Linked DNA regions of Homo sapiens: region 2 is linked to region 1. Evidence: chromatin contacts called from ENCODE Hi-C or POLR2A ChIA-PET data. All regions are on one chromosome and are shown on one strand. The core of a region is the stretch at or near the end of the contact, and the rest is flanking DNA. Distances in the headings are between cores, read along the strand shown.

Evidence for each region. A loop is a pair of places that touch in the nucleus more often than their neighbours do. ChIA-PET counts read pairs that join two places held with the same protein, here RNA polymerase II (POLR2A). Pooled maps may share reads with other maps.
Region 2: a loop to region 1 is called in a map of naive thymus-derived CD4-positive, alpha-beta T cell, with 2.3 times the contacts of the local background. The contact joins two enhancer-like sites. A Hi-C loop is called at or near these places in 1 of 168 maps with a recorded cell type or tissue (naive thymus-derived CD4-positive, alpha-beta T cell), 5 of 37 single-sample maps with no recorded cell type and 14 of 50 pooled maps. POLR2A ChIA-PET finds 5 or more read pairs at or near these places in 2 of 52 experiments (activated CD4-positive, alpha-beta T cell and activated CD4-positive, alpha-beta memory T cell).

The regions. Positions count from the first base shown.
Region 1 is chr1:183,954,721-183,962,221 of GRCh38, reverse strand. It overlaps COLGALT2 (collagen beta(1-O)galactosyltransferase 2), which reads left to right. Exons shown (of 12, transcript NM_015101.4): 7 at 7,384-7,460. Among named protein-coding and RNA genes, the nearest start is that of COLGALT2, 79 kb to the left of the region's middle. RefSeq lists a silencer at 6,226-6,390. Within about 2 kb of position 5,406, at least 5 of the 41 ENCODE cell types and tissues checked have a DNase peak (open chromatin) inside an H3K27ac peak, as active enhancers do.
Region 2 is chr1:184,158,100-184,165,520 of GRCh38, reverse strand. No RefSeq gene overlaps it. Among named protein-coding and RNA genes, the nearest start is that of TSEN15, 110 kb to the right of the region's middle. RefSeq lists enhancers at 1,541-1,600, 3,862-3,941. Within about 2 kb of position 6,085, at least 3 of the 41 ENCODE cell types and tissues checked have a DNase peak (open chromatin) inside an H3K27ac peak, as active enhancers do.

The sequences.
Region 1 (7,501 bases), core at 4,157-6,656:
CGCCATTGCACTCCAGCCTGAGTGACAGAGTGAGACTCCATCTCAAAAAAAAAAAAAAAAAAAAAAAGAAAGAGAAAAAGAAAAGAAAAGAAAACAGAGACCATGAGTTTATTTTTAGATCCATTGAGTTGTCTATGAGTATCTGCTTCCCACTCCCTTGCTCCTACACTATAAATTCCTTTTTCATCATATTAGTCTCAGGACCTAGCACATTGTCTGTCACGTGGTAGATGCCCAGCAAATATTTGTTAAATGACTGAATGAATGATGATGAAATGATGAAATAAGGAGCTGGTTCACTGTGACAGTATTTCTTGAACCAGCCCTCAGGAATCTCCTTTGCGAATTTCTTTAATACATACTTTTTCTGCCACTTTCCCTATGTTCTAGGCCCTAAAGGATATGGGTGGCATCTTATTGCTTTGTATTCCAAGCACCTAGCACAGTGCGTGGCATGTAGTTGTTACCAAAAAAAATCTGCTGAATGCATGAACAAATGAGCAAATGAATGAATGAAAACTGTATTGACAAGGGCACTGAACCCAAAGCGAGAATAATGGGCTTGAACTTAGACACTGTCGCTTTTGAAGGGAGAATCAGATTTCAGGACTTCAGTTTCTTCATCTATAGAGTGATTTTGCAATGTTGAGAAGAGCAAATAAAAGACTATATCAACTCCATAAAATAATGAGGTGTTGCTATTATTATGACTCCATTTACCTCTCGATAAAGTGCTGTCCCTTATTATCCCTGTTTCATGGCTCTCGGTCTCGACTCCCAAGTAGGGAGAGTCTCTCTGGCCTCAGAGAGAGGCCAGCCAGACCTTATGTTCTCTTGTTTTCTCCCACAGGGCTGAGAGTATAAGCTCTCAGTACACAGAAATGCACGTGTCATCAATAAAGATTTTAATGATTGTAAATTACAAATATGCACACTACCATGCTAGCCAGGTAGAGTTCATTTGAGAAGAACCTGTAAATTATAGCTTTCATCATTGATCTCCCAACACATGCCACCTCTAGTGCTAAGCACTTTACATATCGCATTTTATTTCATTCTTATACTTACCTTCTGTCCTGAATTCTAAAAATATAGAACACAATAGGAGTAAGAAAATGTTGGAAAAATAAAATTTTGAGGTGTATAATGAAGAAATATGGCCTAGAAGTCCGTGTAAGATTGATAAAAAGTTGGTAATGACAAAATCCTATCAGTCAAGTATCCTTCTCTAATAAAAGATTAACTAGGTGTTAAAAACACTTTGCATAGTGCCTAGAACCCAATAAGCAGTAAATAAATGGCTGCTAATAGTGTTGTTAGACTATACTGATTGAAGAATAGGAACGGGGTGTCCAATATTTTGACTTCCCTGGGCCACACTGGAAGAAGAAAGATTGTCTTGGGCCACACATAAAATATACTAACACAACAATAGCTGATGAGCTAAAAAAAAAATCACAAAAAGAATCACATAGCGTTTTAAGAAAGTTTACAAATTTGTATTGGGTCACATTCAGAGCAATCCTGGGCCACATGTGGCCTGCGGGCCATGGTTGAACAAGCTTGCATTAGTATATGCATTTTGTTCATGAGCAAACATAGAATGCCTGTAATGTATGCGTCTTCTCTGAAGGTACTAGGGATTCAAAACATTTTATGATCAATTCTCTGTTTTCAGGTATGTATGATTTAATAGGAGAAACAGACAGATGTTAAAAAAACACTAACAACACAGTATAGCATTTTGAGAAAGGAGAAAATATCAAAGAAATAGGAATTTGGGATAGAGAGAGATTGCTATGGCCTGTGTGATCCAGGAGAGCCTCAAGTCCTAATCGTTCTTAGGCTAAGCTTGGGTACAAGTGTAAAATTTAAACAAGAAGAGTGGTATGGTGAGGACACTACAGGCAGAGGAAACAGACCAAGAAAAGACGAAGTATTCTCATGCTGAAGGAGAGCTGACTTAAAACAGTAGGCAGAAATAAAGTTCGAGAGGGTGGAGTGGCTTCATTGTTGTAGTCCTTGAATTCTTCTTCAGCTAAAGAAGAATTCCTATCTTAAGGAGCCAATGAAGGTGTTAGAAGAGATAATCAGGCTGTAAGGATTTATTCAACACATACTGTACCCCGCAGATTGTTCAAGATGCTGGGCATAAAGCAGTGAACAAAACAGGCAGAAGCCCTGCCATCAGGGAACTTATATTCTAACACAGAGAGTTAGACAATAGACAATATATCTGGGAAGCAGCCATATGAATATTTGGGTGAAGAATGTCTCAAGTGGAAAGAACAGCACATGTAAAGACTGTTAGACAGGAAAAGCTTGGGGGTGTTCCAGGGACAAAAGGCCAGCATGATTGGGGCATAAAGAATGAGTTGGGTCAAGGGAGATGAAGTAATGGAAGAAGAAATGTCCAGATCACACCGAACATTCTGGCCATGGTAAGGAATTTAGATTTTACTCCAAGAGTAATGGGAATCCGTGGAAGATGGGGTGGGGCAGAGGGGGCATGGCCTGAAGTGACTTGTGCATTTAGAAGGATCATTTGGGCTGTGGTGAGGATACTAGATTGTAGGGGACCAGTACCTCTCTCCTGGTGGGACATGATGGTGATTGGGATGTGAGCTCTAGCAAGGAGTTGATGAGAAACAGACAGGTTGAGGATATATTTTGGTGGTGGAGCAACAGGACTTACAGAGACCTGAATGCAGTCCATGAAGGAAAGAAAGGAATCAAGATGAGTCCAAGATTTTAGCCTGATATGCCATTTACTGAGATGGGAAAGACTTTATAGAAAAAGACTGGGGGTTGGGGAGCTAGTTTTGGTCACGTAAGTTTAAGATATTTAATAGGCATCTAAATAGAAAGGCAGAAGATAGTTGGATATATAAGTCTGGAGTTCAGGGAAGAAACTCCAGCTAGAGACAGATATTTGAGAATCATCAGCATCAGAAGGATATTTGAAGCTGTGGAACAGTCTGAACTCATGTAGTAAAAGAACACAGGATGAGAAGAGGACAGATCCCTGGGGAAGACAAAACAGCCAGAGAGCTAGGAGGAAAAATTGAGAAGTGTTTCAAGACGGAGCCAAGATGCTGCTGAGAAGCCAAGGAAAATAAGGATAAAGAATTGGTCATTGGTTCTGTCAAGAGAGAGGTCTGTGATGACCTTGACATGGGCCACTTCAGTGCAATGATGAGAACACAAATCCATTCAAGTGGACTGAAGAGAAGCCAATGGGGAGATGAGAAAGCTGAATCTTGATGGGATGGGGAAATGGAGAAATCCGATGGAGGCTGTTGGGGGTAAGAGGTCAAGGGAAAGGTTTTTCTGGTTAGGTTGTTTGTACTGTTTTTTTAAAAAAATAGAAATATAACAGTATGTTTTATGCCAGTCACAAGGATCCAGTATATAAGGAGATCTTGATGATGTAAAAGAGAAGGTAATTATAAGGTGAAAACAAGAGGGTTTTTGTCCTGGGTTGCAGCCCAGAACAATATTGCAGAGGCTATACTAGATAGAAACTTCATCTACTGTGGCAGATGGGATGGCAGAATGTATTGATACACATGCAGTTTGGTTTGTGGACTTGAGGTGGATTGAAAAGGTAGATCTAATTTGATTTTGAATATTTTCTTTCTGAAGTATATAGGCCAGTCAGTCATGAGCTAGACAGAGATTTTGGAGATTTTAGGAGAGAGAAGACAAAAGATACAATCTCTCAAAGAGTGGGAAAATAAATTTACTATGAAAGGACACTTACATCATTTGGTGGTGTCAAGTGCCAATTTGACATCTGTGATTGTAGCTTTGAAGTGACTCAGTCAACACAATTGTGTATGTTTCTCCCAGTAGTCCTCTTGGTGCTGAGTAAGTGGGCAATGGGTTTAACCAGGATTAGGGTTTTATCAGGCATCAGTGGACGAGAATTGAAAATCTTGTGAAGGGGATGGTCAGGGAATTTCTGAATTGTAGACTGGAGTTTTAGAAATCAGAGTTGAAGAATTTGAGTGAGGTGGGAGAAGGGTTATGACGACAATGACTAACACTTATTAAAAGCACTGTGCCCATCTCTTTTCATGTGATAACTCATTTAGTACATTAGAAGCTGCACAGAGAATTTGGGGATGTGCTGCCTTCGGGAGATGAATGACAGGAGGCCAGATCTTATAAAGATGTTAGATTTAAATGGTCTATAAAGCATGAGGAGATTACTCTTGCAAATTACAGCATAAGGTGATAGGAAGTCTCAGGTACCTGCTCTCAGTATTGACATTTTGAGACAACAGTACATCATGTAAAAATTATTAAGATAATTGGACTTGAAGTTATGTCTAAAACTGAGTTCCAGCTCTGCCAATCACTCAGTATTTGACCTTGGACAAGTCTACATCTGGCTTGGTCTCAGTTTCTTTATTTGTAAAAAAAAAAAAAAAAAAAAAACCACCACAAAAAAGTGAAGATAAAATTACATGGTGACTATGAAAACACCTAGCAACCTGTTAAGCCCTTAAATATAGTGTTGAGTGTGACTGTTACAGTTGAGAACAGAGCTGTGCGGCGGAAGATTATTTTGACAACAGTGAGCATGATTAATTAGAATAGGAAAGACTGAGAGCATGTAAGTGTTTGAAAAAAATCAAAAACAGCCCAGGCATAGTGGGTAAGGACCCAAGCTAGGCTGCAACAATGGAAGAAGTTCAGGAGAAATTATAGAGAAGAAGCGGTAGGATTTGATCCAAGTACAATCTATCATGTACTATTCCAGACATGACTGGGCTTAAATGAGCTACTCTGGACCCAGCCCAGTTGCCTGGTTGGCTAATACCAGTGGCCACCAAGGACTAGCTCTGGGGATGATGTGGAATGGGAATTAAGAGCTCCGGTAAAGGAGTAGGACCTAGGTTCAAATACCAGCTCTATCAGCTCTGTGATCTTGGGCAAGTTATTTAATGTTTGTTTCCTTGTCTATAAAAATAGAGACACTCATACATATCCCATGGTACATGTGAACATTAAATATATGTGATTATATATGTCAAGTATATATGTGACATATATATATATCACTCACAGAACTCTGGGTTCTGTGAGTGATAAGACCTCTGTAACAATGGCTGTAATTATTCACATTAGATCTTGAAACTATCCCGAAAGCAATGAAGCCCATTGTCCCAAGTGGCAGTACAGGGAAGGATTATTTCCAGGAAGGGATTTAATGAGAGACCAGATCAATTATGAAAGATGGAGTCAGAAATGACTACAAACAGAAGCCAGGATATACCTAACCTTCAAGTCTGTTGTCAGCAAAGATACATCCTTCTCCCCACAGACTAAGTTTCTTAGGTCTGACTCACTGTATCACTTCCTGTTTTCCTCTGTGGCTTACTGCTGCCTTCAGTGGCAAAACCCAAGCACACTTCTCTGATATTTTTGCTCAGTGATGACTTTCGGGAGCCAACCACTTGTGGCTTTTTTTTTGCAACACTTGTCCTGTGAATGCAATGACTGCCTATGTTTGATGGAAACAAAGTGGCTAAAAGCAGTCTCTTTGGCTGAAATGTTAAAGCCACACAGGCCATGTGAGTCCAAAGGAGACCAGCAGCCTAGAATGGGTAACTCAAAATATAACATCTTCCCAAGTCTCAGGCCCCAGGAGGGAGAGTGAGACAGCTCCTCAGACAATATCATGAACAGGAGGAAGCTGGTACATTAAGCTTCTTTCTCTTAAAAACCTAACCGTGTACCTGGTGGACCCTCCCTATTGATTTTAAAAGAAACTAATAAGGAGTGGAGTGGAGCAGAAAGGACCAGAATATTCTCGGCTGCTATTGGGAAGACAAAGACATGCACTGCATATGCACAGAAATATGACTGTAAGTGTCAAGTTTGAAGTAATGAGACCAGCTCTTGTGTTTGGCCTAAGAACTCTGTCTCACTACGTTCTAGAATTTCACATCATTCGCCAATAAGTAAAATTGGATGTCAGGATTTCTCTATAATATTTCAGTGAAGTTAAACAGATCATACCCTTTGGACAGTATCTCAGGATGGGCAAAGTTATGCTGGAATATAAAAATCTGATTGGCTTCATACAACAATGGCTTATTTCTTGCTATCCAAGTCTGCAGAGCAGGTGTCTTTCCTGGGAGCTGCCCTTCATGTGTTGATGCAATGTTCCAGGCTGCTTCCAATTCACATCTGCTATCCATATCCACACATGCCGCTATGAGCACAGTGGTGGGACCAAGGGCAGTGTCGGGGGAGCCCTTGGAGAGTGGAGCAGCAGCACCACACTATAAACTTTCCCCAGAAAGTCATATAGCCCTGAGTAACTTCAAGGGCAAGAGAGTGTATTCCTCTCCTGTGCCTGGAATAGAGGTGAACAGATACGTTACAGTAGTCATGGCCATTACCCATAGTTCTTTCAACAACCCAGTTACCAGCTATCATTTTAAATTTTCTTTGTATTATCCCTTTAAGGAAAATCAAATGAGGACTTTGAATTTGTATAATACTAAACATTCTTCGAGGACTTTGAATTTTTATAATACTAAACATTCTTCAAGGCCTTTTCAGGTTTCTTAACCAATATTACTTCCAAACTTTAAAATACATAGTTTGCAAAGGAAGCTTTTTTAGAGTATCAAATAAATAAAACTTTCATTATTGAAGAAGTAGTGTCACTCCCAGCTGGAATCTTCCCATTAGACATGGGCCAGCTCTCTGTGGTTAGATCCTGTTAAAGCAATGGACCTTTTGCGCACCCACACCTAAACCTGCCCAGGTGGGATAAAAATAGTCCCCCACTTTGACAATTTTAAATGCAGAGAAAAAAGTGTTTTTCAGTAAAAATTCTAGCCTATTTCTGAGCTCTTTCATCATGGGCCATAGTAAGTAATAGCTAAGAGTTGTTGAGCATTTACTGTGTTAAAGTGGTGAGTGCTTTGCACGCAGGTCTCATTTAAATTTTATAACACAGATACACTTCTATTATCCCAATTTTACACCAAAGAAATGAGCTTAAAGAGGTCCCCTAACTCTCCTACTCCTTCGCAAACCAAGGTTTGGACCCAGATCATCCGACTCTGGAGCCCTTCCTCTTAACCATTATCCTAAACTGCCTCCCAAATATTCTTGAAATAAGTCTTAAGGGAAGTGGAGCAAATGTTGCAATCTCCATATAATCAAATGCTCCTGAAACCAGTGCCCTGACCAGCAGGGTTCCTGTGTGGCTACTCAATCCTGGAGAACTGCTGCCATTGTCCCCTGCCCTGTATTTCCAAGTTATATTCCAACCCTAGAGATCAGGCATGCGGATGGAATTCTGATTTCTGACCCTTTCATTAACAAAGCACTCTGCATGTTTCTTGTGTCTTCCAGTTGACCGTCCTCCAATGGAACCCTCCCAGTATGTCTCAGTTGTCCCTAAATATCCAGACAAGATGGGATTTGATGAGGTAGGAAAGGTGTCTATATGTGTGTGCACATGCACGCGTGT
Region 2 (7,421 bases), core at 4,836-7,335, 200 kb before region 1:
ACTGCCCCCGGCCATCCGTCTGGTTTCTTAAGCAAAGGAGAGGTAACTCCAGGAGCTGTTGGTGGCTGTATTTTTTAGTGTGTGGTCTAAGAAACGGAAATGAAAAAGGAAGTAGATGTTCAGAGAAGAGCAGAGATGAGAGATGAATAGAGTGACCAGGAATTCATCATTTTTAAAATTGTGGTAAAATACACCAAATATAAAATTTACAATTTAACCCTTTTTGAGCATGCAATTCAGTGGCATTATGTTCACGTTTTTGTGCAACCATCACTACAGTCTATCTCCAAAATGTCTTCCTTTTCCCAAACTGAAACTCTATAAGCATTAACGGGTAACTCCATTCCCACAGCCCCACAGCTCCTGGCAACTATTATTCTATTTCCTTTCCCTATGGATTTCACTCTTCTGGGAATTAATCATTCTTACCAGGGTACTGTTGAGAGTTGTGCTAATAATTTACTGACTTTCAGATTCAAATTCACCCTTCAATACCTGCTCTGCAATAATGGACGGAATTCCATTGGGCATTTCTTCTTTACAGAGAAAAAATGATTTGATCATTCACCATGTGAAGCTTTCTCAGTAGAGGGCCCTGATGGGACATTACAGGAGAAAGGAGCCTTCCTGGTGTTAGTGGTGGCTGCACCATCAGGCAGCAGTGTGGGTGTGGGAACATCAGTGGTGTTCTAATTCCAGCCACAGGCCCAGAACTCATGATTCCTTGATGTCCTTGCAGCTCTGTCCTGGCCTAATGCCCACTTTCCCATGGCCTTCTTACCACAGACACTGCAGGCTCCAGACCTCCTTGTCTGCAATGGTGTCCCTACTCCCTCTGCATGCTCACGTGCCAAGCCATTGGCTGCAGTTTTTGTAATGTGCCACCTGTGCCCCAGAGGGTTGCTTCCTGCTTGCCCAGTGGCTGCAGACCAGCTCTGGCCTGGGCAAATCAGCAAACTTCTCTGCCATCCAGTGGTTGCAATCTGAGCCTTGGGGAAGGGCTCATCCTGTTTTATGTTCATCCTGTTTTATGTTTTATGTTCATCCCTCCTTGGGTACTCTCTTGGGTACTCAGCCTTAGGGTACCACATAGAGTTATCTTATATATTATAATTGCTCTTTTAACATAATTTTAAAAAATTTATATTAAACTTTCTCTGTTTAAGTCACTGTGGTTTCTGCCCCCTCATGGACAAAGACTGACACAAAAGTGAAAGGGGCAGGGTGACAGATGTCAACAAGGATAGGCCGGCACATACTGGCATGTGTGGTCACCTACCCTAGAGATGGGAGGGTGGGTCCTGACTACGCTGGAGGCTCTGATTTATTTCTGAAGTTCAGCTATTTATTTGCCCTTGAGTTTTGAGACAGGCCTATTTCTTAAACTAAATTATATCTCTTTGCTTTTGGAGAGCTCAAGTGTGTTTCTGTTACTTGAAACCAAAAAAGCCATCATTAATAAATATGCAATTTCACATTCTATTAAATATGCCTCAGAAAAGGAAATAAAGGGATAAAGAAGGACTATTCTAGAAGCAGAAAAAAAAAAGGAGAAGGGAGATTATGCTGAGGATTAACATGAGAGAAAATCCTAGTTCTTTAAATATCTCAGTTGGGCTTGATGCTGATGTTAGGGCTTCAAGTTCTTCAGAGATGACTCATCCCTGTCATCTCTGACTGATGGGGAGCTCACACAAGGGAGCTAGATGGGGCACTGGCCAAGTGATTCTGCATGCAAGAGAGCATGGCTGAGGTCAAATGAGGCCTCCTACTCTTCACCCAAACTAGACTTTGGGAACTGCTCACCTCATGTATCTGAGAGAAGAGTTAGGTACGCAGAGCCCACCCAAATTCACCAGCTATAGCCAGTTGCAAGGACTAAGGCTGCTTCATAAATGAACCGCAATGGGACAGAGTGAAGGCCCACACCTTGGCAGCATGCTCCCAGTGAAGGGAATGCGTTGGGCTGGTTTCACTCTGCAGAGTCAATTCCTACCCATTAATAAAGCATGTCCTAGTAAATATTACACATTTGCCAATCAGACTTGCCATTTGTTTGCTTGTTTGCTTGTTTTTTGAGGCAAGGTCTCACTCTGTCCCCCAGGCTAGAGTGCAGTGGTGAGATCTCAGCTCACTGCAGCCTTGCCCTCCTGGTCTCAAGCAATTCTCTCACCTCTCAGCTAGTAGCTGGGACTCCAGGCACATGCCACCATGCCCAAGTAATTTTTGTATTTTTTGGTAGAGATAAGGTTTTCACTATGTTGCCCAGGCTGGTCTCAAACTCCTGAGCTCAAGTGATCCACTCGCCTCGGCCTCCCAAAGTGCTAGGATTATAGGCATGAGCCACCATGCCCAGCCCAGAGTTGCCATTTTTGTCTGAGGGAGGCAGACAAATCCATATGGGTCTGTAGCAGCCTCACTTCTTGACTCCCCAGAAGAAAGAACTCCACAGAGGGGTATAAGGCAGAGGGAAACACTGAAGCAAGTTTTAGAGCAGGAGTGAAGGTTTATTAAAAAGCTTTAGGCCGGGCACGGTGGCTCACGCCTGTAATCCCAGCACTTTGGAAGGCCGAGGTGGGCGGATCATGAGGTCAGGAGATGGAGACCATCCTAGCTAACACTGTGAAACCCTGTCTCTACTAAAAATACAAAAAATTAACCGGGCATGATGGCGGGCGCCTGTAGTCCCAGTTACTCGGGAGGCTGAGGCAGGAGAATGGCGTGAACCCGGAGGCGGAGCTTGCAGTGAGCCGAGATCACGCCACTGCACTCCAGCCTGGGCAACAGAGTGAGATTCCGTCTCAAAAAAAAAAAAAAAAAAAGAAGAAGCTTTAGAGCATGAACGAAAGGAAGTAAAGTACACTTGGAAGAGGCCCAAGGGGGCGAACTGAGAGATCAAGTGCACAGTTGGACCTTTTGACTTAGGGTTTTATATGTTGGCATGCTCCCAGGGTCTTGCATTCCTTCTCCCGGATTCTTCCCTTGGGAGGGGCTGTCCGTATGTGCAACAGCCTGCTAGCATCTGGGAGGGGAGCATGCGCAGTGTTTGTACTGGAGTTGTACACATGCTCACTTGAGGCGTTCTTCCCTTACCAGTTGCATGTCCTTAGAAGGTCATATACCAGTTAAGTTGCGCCATTTTGCCTTAGTGCACATGCTAGAGCCTACCCGCCCAACTCCTGATATCTTATCAGGAAGCTGCTGATCACCGGTTTCAGGTGTTTTCTATCTATTGGGAGACTGCCTTTCCCTGGGCTGGCTACAACCAATTATTAATGTTATGTTTAGAGAAATATTGTAACAACCACCTAACCATCACCTGATGGTCGCCTGACTTTCCTGGTGGGGCAAGGGGAGTCCTTTCCTGCCATGCTTATGTCTGACTAGCTACCTACTGTAACAGAGCCTCCCTCCCTGCACTTCCTCTCATGTTAAGATAGGACTGAAATTTTGGTGTCAATCCCCTCCTCCATGAGCCAAGATGAGAATTTAAGGAGTCAAAAGGAACACAAATATTCCTCCTTTTCAATAGTTAACTTTTACCTTACCTATTCAAATACAGGGATTTTTTAAAAATTCTGCACAGAATATTTGGTGAATTATAATAATCATGCCTGGAATCATTTTTATCTTTCAATGCACCTTTTCTTCAGAGTAAAAAAATGTTACATCAGTCCTTAGTAGAGTATGCAACTTGAGATGCTTTTGCTATGAATGGAGAGAATCTAAGTAGACTTATTCACTTTCTTTTATCTAGAAGTGCAAAGTTGGATAAGACGTGGTCTTTGCCTTTTAGAAAGAGGGGCACTTCCATTCACATTGTGTTTCTTTTGGCTCTGCTATGGAGAACAATAATTAAATAAGGTTCTGACCAATCAGAATGGATGATGAAACAAGAGTGGGTGCTGCAACCAGTCGGAGCTGATGTCACAGCTAATGACAAGGATGCTGGCTGTACACATGAAGCAGGCTGCGCAGTATGTTACAGTGGAGGTTATCTCTGGATCTGTGAGAACCCAAGTCTAAGCTGGTAGAAAGGACTGTGGGAGAGTCCCTGGCTGACTTCAGTCAAATCTTCCTGTCAAGTTGATGGCATTCAAAGATAGTAAAAAACTGGCAAGTAGTTGGGGATTTTTCAAGAATATTTCCCCCTGCAGCCTCCTCCTCCCATAGCTTTAATCATCTCAGTACATTGCAACACAGCTTTTCTAGTTGCTCTTTCCAAAATTTCTCCTCTTTTACTCTAACATCCTACATTTGCATTGTAAGCAAATCCTGACAACTCCACCTTCAAAATATGTCTAGAATCTGACTAGTTTTCAGCACTTCTATTAACTATGTTTCCTGGCCCAGCCACCCTCATTTCTTGCCTGGATCACTGGAATGTCTTTTTCACTGGTCTCCTGCCCCACTTCAGTCTATTCGTAATCTGACAGCCAGGGTGATTTCATTAAAATAGAGTAGGATTGTGTTGCTCCTCTCCTGGAAACTCTCCAATGGCTTCTCATCTTAGAGTAAAAGCCAAAGGTCTTACCCTGGCCTACAAGGCCCCACATTTTCTAGATCCCCATTATCTCTCTGACTGTATCTCCTACTAACTCAATGTGGCAGACTGATGGCAAATCTGGTCCTAATTCTCCACCCTTCACTATATTCACACCTTTTGCAATGTGACTCTGAAGCTCTTCCTATGAAGTGGAGTTTATTTCTCCATCCCTTGAAACTAAACTTGTCTTATCAATTGCTTTGGCCAATAGAATGTGGCAGAAGTGACAGTCTCCATTCTGAACTTAGGCCTTAAGAGGGCTTATGTGTGTTCTCTCTCTCTCTCTCTCTCTCTCTCTAGCCTCTCTCCCTCCCTTTCTCTCTCTGACTCTCTTTTGCTACTGGAGGATATGAGAAACAGAGATATGGAAGCAGACCTAAATCAACCCAGTCATCTTGTCAAAACTCTCAGATATGTAAGAGAGCTCAGATAAGATCAGCAAAGCTGTGCTGGCTTGCAGCTGACTGTGAAAGCATGAGTAAGCCCCACCAAGATCAGCTCAGATCAGCAAAACCATCTAGCTGATCTTGAGACTGAGGGGAAAACCTAAATGCTTATTACTGTATACCACTGAAATTTTGAGTTTGCTTGTTACTCAGCATTATTGCGAAATTGATGACTGATGCGTTACTTTGCCCATTATTCTCCAGCCTTCTGGAAAATGCCAGTCACCTCTCTACCTCAGAGTCTTTGCACTGGCTGTTCCCTCTGACTAGAATACTTCCTCTCAGTCTTCCTACCTCCAATAGCTGCATGCCTTGATCCCTAACCAACTTCAAATCTTTTCTCAAATGTCATCATCTTAGTGAGATCTTGTCAGGACATAACATATAATGCAACCTTCTTTGAACACTTAATATTCCCCCTTGTCAACTTTCAACTTTCTTTTCAGCATTTATTGCTGTCACATATATATATATTTTTTTCCTTGTTTGTTGTCTAACTCCCTTGTAAACTCCTTGGGAGCAGAGATTTTTTGACTATTTTATTCAAGATTATATTCCTATGCCCAAAATGGTATCTGGCACATAAAAGACACACAGTACGTATTTGTTGAATAAATATGTGAATGAATGTGAATTCTCCACAGAATAGTAGAAGTGATGAGAAAATGTTTTCCTCAATTTTAAAAAAATTGGTAAAAGCAAAAATAAAACATTATATCTGCTTGATCTATATAACTTCTCTCCGTCTCCACCACCATGATCCTAGTCATAGCTGCCATGAGCTCCTGTCTGCATGGTTGCAATTACCTCCTAACTAGTATTCCTGCCATCAGTCCTTGCTCCCTACAATTTCTTTTTCTCCATTGCAACCTGGATGATTTTCTGAAAGGGCAAACCGGAGAGACCAAAATCCTTAGCATGGCCCCACAGTCTCTTCTCCTCACTCTCTTTGCTCGTTCTCCAGTCTTCAGGTTTCCTGAAATAGTCATGCCTCTTCCTGCCTCAGGGCCTTTTCACAAGCCATCCCCTCTTCCTGGGAGATGTACTCTTAATCATCCCTCGGCCTAGTCAACTCCTACTCATCCTTCCATTCTTATGCAGAAAAGTTTCCCCTGAATCCACAGGCTCAAGTTTCTCTGAGAGTCTGTGCTTTCTGTTTAAGGCACACAATGCAGTTGATAATTCTGGGTTTGTGCAATTACTTGTTTGATGTCTCCTTTTTCCAATATACTGCAAGCTCAGTGAAGACCTAAAGCTATTCAACAGATCATCTGGCTAAGTTTGGCCTGAAGTTCATATAAGCCCTTTGAAATTGAGAGATTTGTAGTGTCAAACAGGAAACAACTATGAAGAAAGGGCTTTTGCATAACGAGTTGCATCTTCCAGGAAAGACTCAGCCCCGACGATATTTTTATTCCTTTCTGAAGCCACAAAGGTCTATAAACCTCTCCTCCCCCATGATCATCACCAGCCCATTAGCAGGAGAAGACAGTCGGACAGAGTATTGACAATCTAAAGGGGTTGTGTTGGAGAACAGCACCTCTTGTCATTCTTGCACTGTCATGATTTATGCAACCAAGTATTGCATTAGACAACAGCAATTAGGAACAGAAATGGACCCAGCAAGAGCCACAGAAACAATGTTGATTAACTCTGAATAGTGTATTAGTCTTCTATTGCTTCAAACAAATTACCACCTACAGTGAATTAAAACAAGACATTTATTACCTTCCAGTTCCGTGGATCAGGAGTCTGAGCACAGGTTAGCTGACTCCTCCGCTCAGGGTCTCACAAGGCTGCAATCAAGATATCAGCTATGCTGTAGTTCTTATCTGAGACTGGAGGTCCTCTACCAAGCTCATTCAGGTTATTGGCAAAATTCAATTATTTGGGGTTGTAGGAATGAGTTCCCCTTTGCCTGCTAGCTGCCTGCTGGGGACTATGCTCGGCTCACAGAGACCACTGACATTCCATGCCACGTAGTCCCCATAGGCTGCCATGGCAGGGATGTTTGATTTTCTCCAGGCTAGTGAGAGTGCACCTCTCTGACTTCTTCCCAGCACCAAGTGAAGAAAGCTCTCTGCTTTTAAAAGACTCACCTGAGGCTGGACGCAGTGGCTTACGCCGTAATCCCAGCACTTTGGGAGGCTGAGGCAGGTGGATCATCTGAGGTCAGGAGTTCCAGACCAGCCTGACCAACATGGTGAAACCTCATCTCTACAAAGAATACAAAAATTAGCCGGGCATGGTGGCAGGTGCCTGTAATCCCAGCTACTCAGGAGGCTGAGGCAGGAGAATCACTTGAACCCGAGAGGCAGAGGTTGCAGACCACTGTACTCCAGCCTGGGAAACAGAGTGAGATTCCGTCTCAAAAAAAAAAAAAAAAAAAGAAGAAGAAGAAAGACTCACCTGAAAGGTCAAGTCAACCC